Regions from separate parts of the Homo sapiens genome. Here region 2 is linked to region 1. Evidence: read pairs that join two places in POLR2A ChIA-PET (ENCODE). Cell type or tissue: Panc1. All regions are shown on one strand. Each heading gives the region's core, and the rest is flanking DNA. Links, peaks and the distances in the headings are about the cores only.

Region 1 (4,230 bases), core at 870-3,369:
TGTGTAATGGAGACATTGGACAAGGTGACCTCAAAGGTGTCTTCTAGCTTCAATATTCTCAGCGAATCTCTGATCTTATTAACATCTCAAATCTGCAACTAATTGACTGGTTCTACATGTTTTAATATGATTGTGTGCCACTATCACTGCTTTCTCCCAAGGATTCAATTTTACCCAAAGAGTTGAAGGACCAGTGTAGATTTTCAAAGAATCATTAGGAGGTAGGATGCTGTATAACATTTTTCAGAGAGCTTGAATATGTAAATTTAAGTTTTTGAGTCTTGGTGTCCCAGAAAATTTTTTGGCATAGGGTAGAGAAATAATCAGGAAATATCCATGTGTACTCTACTACCTCATTTGCTAATCAGAGTTTCTTGCAAATAGAAATTAGTGTTTCTCATTTGTATGTCCCCTGTGGCTCAAGGTAATAATGTTTATCAAGGTTCCCTAGGAACACTGCAGAGCCTTAGGGATCAATTGGCCCTGGTAAAGTAAGGCCGCTCAATGAGGATGGTAGGCATTTAGCAACAAATCAAAGTTAGTACTTTTTTCTTTTTTTTGGAGAATGCTTGTGGAATGGATATTCTGAAATGTCCTGTTGAACTGTGAGAGACGCTCCCAGAGATTGTTAAAAAATTCCGTCCTTGGTTCATTATACCTGATGTGAGTTCAAAATGGTCTTGAAATATCAGAACCACTGGAGTGTAGTGCTTTATAGCTCACTCTTTGATCTCCAGTTCAACATTGTTCTCAGAAGGTGTGCCCAGGTATCCTGAGGATTTATCATGCTGTCTTTCTTTTTTTAACTTATTGTGGTGAAAAATATCCAACGTAAATTTACTCCCTTAACAATTTTAAGCATACAGTACAGCCTTGTTAACTCTATGCACATTGCTGTACAGATCTCTAGAACTTTCCATCTTGCATGACTAAAAGGCTCTATGCATTGAACAACTCATTTCCCTTTTCCCCAACCTCCTGGCAACTACCATTTGACTGTCTCTATGAGTTTGACTACTTTACATAACTCATATAAGTGGAATTATGCAGTATTTGTCTTTTTGTGATTTGCTTATATCACTTAGAATAATGCCCTCAAGATTTATCTATGTTGTGGTATATGCTGACTTTTAAAACACACAGCTTTTGTCCACAAAATCCTTATTTCTATTGCGTCTGGTTGATAGCCTGTTAATTCCTGGGAGGAAGAGAAACTTCCTGAAACACTGGAAAAAAAGAGTTAATAGGTCAATACCAGAATTTTTATTCCATAGTTCATAAAACAAGCTTTAAGGGTCCAAGAAGTTCTTTAAAGAGATCTAACTATCTGGACATATCAGAATGACAAGATAATATTAACTTGTTTTTTTAAGTTCTTGGGTCACAGTAAAGTGATATTGCAAAAAAAAAAAAAAAGCAAACAAAAGAACGGCCTCCTTTTGTTCAACAGAGACATATTTTCAGTAGCAGAAACTAATTTTTAGCTTCAGTATTACATGTAGAAAAGAAACATCTTCCAGTGATCATGAGGTGGTCTGGTGTCTGATTCCATGAGAATTTTGTGCCTATTGATACCCTAGTATTAATACAACAGATACAATAAAAATGAATTTAGTTATACCTGTAAACATGGAATACTTCTGAGTTCACAGTACATCCTTACCCTTTTCTCACAGAAACTTCAGAAGGATAAATGGAATGATTTTTAGAATAAGGTTTAATACTGGCTTTAGCATTTAGGCTTTGAATCACCTATCTGAGCCTCGGTTTCCCCAGATGTCTCTTCTGTCTCCCAGCATTGCAGGGGAAATGAGGTGTGACTAAATAAGATTATGTAGGCCATGGTTTTGATCTAGTAGAGTTACTGCCCTACAAATAAACACCTCGCCCTGACTATTTCTCATACTTCAAATGCCAGTGCTTCCAGTTGTTCTAAAATTTAGTCCTCTGCTAGAAGACGTACTGTTACAGTAGTCCCCCCTTAGCCCTGGGGGGTATGTTCGAAGACCCTCAGCATATGCCTGAAACTGTGGATAGTACCAAATCCTATATATGCTATGTTTTTTTCTGTACATATATAACTATGAGAAAGTATAATATGTACATTAGGCACAGTAAGAGATTAACAACAAGAACTAAGAATAAAATACAACAATTATAACAATAAACCAAAATCACTCCTCTTGTACCTTTGGGTCATTATTAAGAAATATAAGGGTTCCTTGAACATAAGCACCTCAACACCAAAACAACGAATCTGAAAATCAAGGCGGCTACCAAGTGACTCACACCAGGGGAGGGAAGACAGTGTGGAGACGCTGGACAAAGAGATGATTCATGTCCCTCGTGGGACTGAATGGGATGGTGCCAGATTTCACTGCAATATTCAGAACAGTGGGAAACTTAAAACGTATGCATTGTTTATTTCTGGAATTTTCCATTTAATATTTTCAAGCTATAGTTGGCTGTGGGTAACTGAAACCAAAAAAGTGAAAGAGCAGATAATGGGGGATGGTATTAATGGGTTAAACATAGAAAAGAGATAAATTAGGAGCTATTTGCTTATGAGTTACTTCTTTATTGACAATAAGATTAATGGCTCCCAATTTTTTAGCACCTCTTAGGCCTGTCTTTTTTGTTGTTATTGTTGTTTGTTTGTTTTTAGATCTACATTAGAGCTGGGCTTTACATAATTCTCTCCATCCAAAAAAATTTCCTTTATACAGTCAGTTCCTCTAGCGCTTTTAAATATGATGCAATTTCTCATATTTTTGTTTCCCTACAAGTTTTTAAGAAGACAGTGATGGGTACATTGTGGTGCATATTTGTATCTCACACAACTTTGAAAGGAAATACAAATTAAGCCAGTCTGACCTCCCGTGCAAGTCAGTTCCATGTTTCCTGGTCCCACCAAAAAAAAAAAAAAAAAAAAAAAAAAGTTATAAAACCTGAACTATTGTGAATTCCTACAGGATTTAAAATGTGACATTTACATTAACCATAATTACATTACCTGGTTACACATTCTGGTGCCTGACTTATTCTTTTGGCCAAAAATGGTAACAATCAGCCAGTCACTAGAGTCCTTTCTACTCCTCCAAGGCCTCCACCTTGGCCCAGAGTCAGGTATCCGAGACACATAAAAACTCACGGATGTTCTTCCAGCCTCCTGTTTCCAAGGTTTCTGGAACAGGTGGTCATTAATGCAAATTTATGGGCCATTACAGAATCTAAAAAAATATGTCATCGTTGAATAAAATCCATAAGCTCTTCACACTTGGTTTTTAATTACCAAATATGTAAAATAGGAAAGTTATAGATTTAGCTGTACTGGCTTCTAGAAAAGGTACTGAACTAAACATTCTTTGACACCCTGCCCCACCCCCCCAAAAAAAACCCACCTCCTGAAGGGGGGCAATTGCTTTGGTAAAAATTTAGATTTCCTCTATTTAAACAAGTTGTATAAAAATCTAAAGCAATCACTGTCTCAAAGAGGGTGTGTTGTTACTATTTCTGTCAGTGCCAGTGTGTGACGTGGCAGGCGACCATGAAAGCACTGCTCCGTGTTCTGGGGTGTGCGCACGTGCCATGGCATTGCAGGACATGTCTCTCCTGCTCGTTTCCTTAAGGAGTGGGTTAGACTGAAAGAAAGCAAATAGTTTGGAGTACCATTAGTCCTTGTTTAAATTTAAAGTGAGAACTAAGCTAAACATGGTCATATGAAAGGAATACTTTTTAGGAATGAATGGGTTAGTCAGTACATGAGAAGTAGATTTTAAAGAAGCTATTGCTATATCTTGGTTAAGAAACATGTCTGCAACAGAGATCTTTGCTTTCTTAGAAAATATATTTTTCGGTGTTGTTTTAAAGGATTCTCTATTCACCACAGCTAACACTTCTCCTGTCTTCTCTCTCAACATGGTCGGCTCTTGTTGGTTTACAATAGATAAATAGAGTTGCGATTTGGACCTTTGGGATTTTTCTTTTTCTTTTTCTTTTTTGATCAGAATAAAAGAGTCGAAAAACTTTTTAAAAATTTTTATTAAAACGAAGCTTCAGTTATTCACATAGTCACAAGCAGACATTTTTTTTGTGTTTTCATTTTAATAGCCAGGTCATTTTGTTTTTATTTTATTTTATTAAATAAAGTCTATTATTTCCTCTGACATTTATTTTTCTGACCCCAAGATTAGGAAAAACTGATCATAGGAAAAGATCATTTGCTATCAC
Region 2 (4,230 bases), core at 700-3,199, 670 kb after region 1:
ATATTTTAATTGAAACACATATGACTATCTCCAACTGGGGGTTGGGGGAATGCAAACTAGAGAGTCTTTCTAAGTTATCAATGAGCACCCAGCATGACTTAGCTTCCTACAAATGATCCTCCATTAGCCTGGGCTTGTTTTGCAAACAAATACTCAAATAGAAAACTGCTCGGCTCTTGTATATTTGGCACTGTTTCCCAATACCAGCCCTATTAGCGGATGTGAAATATAAAGTGTAATTTAGGATCATGTTCATTTTTGTTTCCTGGGGAAAATGGAAAAGAAAACAGTATTAGAATATAAGAACTGCAACAAATATATATATATATATATATATCGATAGGGATATAGTATGCAATTATTGATATAAATGTGTATCAATCTTACTAAAAATTATTTTTTCATAGATGCAACTTTCTCTTCACTTCCAATGTTTAAAATATCTGATATTTTCCCAGAACTTATTATTCCAGTGAAAGAAATTAATTAGTCTTTAAATTTACTATTATCACTTAGGATAAAGGAAAGAGTTCTTCACTGAATGTGAAATGTTGGCTATCTATCAATATGCTTTACTCCACATGCAGATGTTTGTTTAAATGGCAAGAAATATTTTGTGAAGACAAAAAAGATCATTAGTCATTACCACTCAAGTTATTTAGCCTTTCTAAAGATTACCGGTGCTTGCTTGCTTTCATTATATTACTTATTTTAAAGAGACGTCACATGTGAGGTTAAGGTATTTCACAACAATGTTATTTTTCTTGATTGTTGTTCAAATACATAAGAAAGAGGCTTAAAAATGAAGTTACTGGGGAAGAGAGCAGAAAACACAGCCAAATTTAAGGTTTGACATGCGCAAGAAGACAAACAGCTGATTTTTCTGCTTTGTTATCAAAGTAGCTTTTATTATGTTCCCACAAAATTAACAGGGTTATGCTGGATATTGAGCAAAATTCTTTTTTTTTTTTTTTTGGAGGCGGAGTCTCGCTCTGTCGCCCAGGCTGGAGTGCAGTGTCATGATCTCGGCTCATAATTTTTTGTATTTTTAGTACAGACGCGGTTTCACAGTGTTAGCCAGGATGTTCTCGATCTCCTGACCTCATGATCCGCCCGCCTTGGCCTCTCAAAGTGCTGGGATTACAGGCATGAGCCACCGCTCCCGGCCAAGGTATTAAGCAAAATTCTAACAAGGAAGGCAATATATTTTGTTTGTTTGCTGGACACAGGGTCTCACTCTGTTGCCCAGGCTACAGTGCAGTGGTGTGATCATGGGTCACTGCAGCCTGGACCTCCTGGGCTGAAGTGATCCTCCCCACTCAGCCTACAGAGTAACTGGGACTACAGGACAGGCACACACCACAACACTTGGTTAATTTTTTTTTTTTTTTTTTTTGGTAGAGATACTGTTTCGCTGTGTTGTTCAGGCTGGTCTCAAATTCCTGGGCTCAAGTGATCCACCTACCTTGGCCTCCCAAAGTGCTGGGATTAAAGGAGTGAGCCTAACTGCAAATCCATTATTTTTTTCCTTTTTTAAAATACTTTCCTCAACTTCATCTAAAATGAATGGCCCTTAAAATATGTTTCATTCAGATGAGGAAAGGAAGAGAAAAGAACCGGATTAATCCAATAAAGAGACCTTAATACAAACTCAATCAGAAGACTGTTGCACTGTTTTTATTGAGTTCTGACATTTTCTGTGTAGACTGTGCAGCGAAGGCACAGCATTACTCATTGGCAATAAATCCATTTAGGTGTGCAGGTGATGCCCAGATGATGTTTATTCTAAGGAATCTTAATGTCTTGGCCTCTTCAAAAACTGCACAAATAAACTTGGCTCAATATTAACCACAGTTAGTGAACCTTAGGATAAAGAAATGGGATTAGTCATCCCGTGATGCATTCTGCATTCACCCGTGGCATCATGCCAAGGGTACCCCATGCTACTGTGTATTCACTCCATTCTTAATAACTTGAAAAAATGGAGATGTTAGCTGCCTTTAAGAATTATGCATTTTCTATGAGGATTTAAGGTTGCTGAGAAGGCAACTATGAACAATCAATAGCTACTTAATAAACGCTGTATAAATGTATAGTAAGTAAATATTCATGTCTTTTTATAAAGTAGACTTCAACAGAGCTCTAGAGGCTCTGGGATTTTCAGTGATCTGAAAAAATTGAGTGCAGAATTTGTTTGTATTCATCCATCCCTAGTGATCCATATACTAAGTCAATTGTGTACTAAATTGTTACTGAGAAAATTCAATTCATTACATGTACTGGGCAATTATCATCAATCATGTGCCCAGCACGGTTGTTGGTTAGAATATACATAGTAGGATCCTTGTCCTATATATTTGTGTATAATACTGTGGGGGAAAACTTTATGCAAGATATTTGAAAGAAATATAACATTTTACAAGTATAACACATGAAATTTAGCAATTTCAATAGACATTTGCCTTTGAAATTGGAACAGGATATTATCATGAGAAAATTTTAGAAAGACAACTGATTTCACATACTGAGATGTGGTATACACAGCACGGCCTTCTGAGAGATATCAACTTAATGTTCATTTTCATAATCAGATGAAGCACCTACCCATTTTTGTGATAACACAGTTCATATTCACTTTGGCGAGAAATCTGAAAAGTAGAATAGCATAGGACAAGAAAAGTCTACTCTTGAACCTACCACTCCCCACAACCACTGCTGAATGTTTGTTGCATGGGCTTTGAAGGGAGGGCCACTATTGTAGTGGCCACATATAAAAATTCTCATACATAGACCATATAAAAACCTAACTCAGTGATAGACTCTCAGGAGCACACTGTTTATTTAAAAATAGTGTTATACAAACACACACACTAAAGGATATACGGAACCACTTGAGCATATTTTGCTCTCTAAACCGCATGCCTGCTGTCAGCCATCAATTAAACACAACAAACCCCACAGTGTAAACCTGTTAGTCGTTGTTCAACAGGGATTTAAATTTGTGTCTCCATAACTTCAAACTCCACAGTCAATTCAATTATTTAAATGAAAATAAACAAGCACTCCCATTGATTTTCAGAGAATAGACTTAATTTTCTACTTTTGAAACATATTCAAGGACCTTAATAATGGATACACTTCACTTTGGTTCAAGCTTTGTTTCATCATGGAAACAAAGTATCCTCTGTATCACTGTATCACTAGTAATTTCCCATCTCCATGCCTTCAATCCTATTTCCATGTTTCGAATCCTTCCTAACCTTCAAGACAGTTTACATTCTGTCTTTTCACAAAGCCATTTATAGTCTTCTTGTCAAGAAATAATTTCATTCTCTTCCATGATTTTATCTGCATTTTAATTCATGGTACCGATCAGCATTCCAGTTATTTATGCTCTTATCTAAGTGGCTCTATAGGACTGTCAGGGTCCTTATAGGTAAGAAAGTGAGCACTATGACAGTGATGAGGATGAAGAGCAGAGGTGAACCCTCATATATTACAAGCGCACTCTTTGCTAGACTTATGCTAGGCTTTTTATGTATATCGTAGTTTCAAAACAGGTATTATTATACTTATTTTACAAATGAAAAACTAAATTTTTTTCCCAGAGAGTTTAAGAAACTTACAAGATCATTTTGTCAATACAACGCACCTCCTATACTTGAAACACATTCTGTGAAGATCCAAGGCCTGTGCTATTTACATGGCTAAAATTTTTCTAAATAAAACTTGACATAATGTCATAGATAAAGACCCTTCCCCAACTATGGAGAATGAATGAAGAAAAGACTGTAGACTGTTTAAGGCATCTAGAATCTACATGGGAAAAAATAAGAAATGCCTAATTTAGAATTAGAAAGCAGAAAAATAATCTCAGCCATTGGAAGAAAAAAAATACCAATACATTTTGGGAATGTGGCTAGTAATTTAAAAATATATAAAACTTATATTAGTTAAAACTGGCCCCCAAACTTCTTCAGTTTCAGAATACGTTTTGGAGTTCTATGCGCCAGACAGAAGCTAAGTCGTGGAACTAACAGAAGGTTTTCACTGATTGCTAATCTGCTATTTGTAGGGGGACTTGGAACCCTCAAGGGCTGAAGATATTCTTAGAAGCTACTTCTCTTAGTAAAAGGTTTTCAGCCACTGCCCAGAGAATGAGAACAAGCCTGGCTGGTCTAATGATCAAGGGAACAAAGTCAGTAAACCTTGGACTAGTGGTCAAGAAGA

What was found. Peaks named below come from ENCODE experiments on the same cell type or tissue, not always from the same donor. Only the 100,000 strongest peaks of a DNase experiment are listed, where the experiment ranks them.
Region 2: POLR2A ChIA-PET joins it to region 1 with 6 read pairs; 1 of 35 experiments calls an interaction of 5 or more read pairs at or near these places.

The regions. Positions count from the first base shown.
Region 1 is chr13:94,231,695-94,235,924 of GRCh38, reverse strand. The region is part of intron 4 of GPC6 (glypican 6); the gene reads right to left. Among named protein-coding and RNA genes, the nearest start is that of GPC6-AS1, 46 kb to the right of the region's middle. In Panc1, for the core only: no CTCF peak of the experiment used is centred there; a DNase peak (open chromatin) is centred at 2,274.
Region 2 is chr13:93,557,512-93,561,741 of GRCh38, reverse strand. All of the region lies in intron 2 of GPC6 (glypican 6), which reads right to left. Among named protein-coding and RNA genes, the nearest start is that of GPC6-AS2, 300 kb to the left of the region's middle. RefSeq lists an enhancer at 1-298. In Panc1, for the core only: no CTCF peak of the experiment used is centred there; a DNase peak (open chromatin) is centred at 1,861.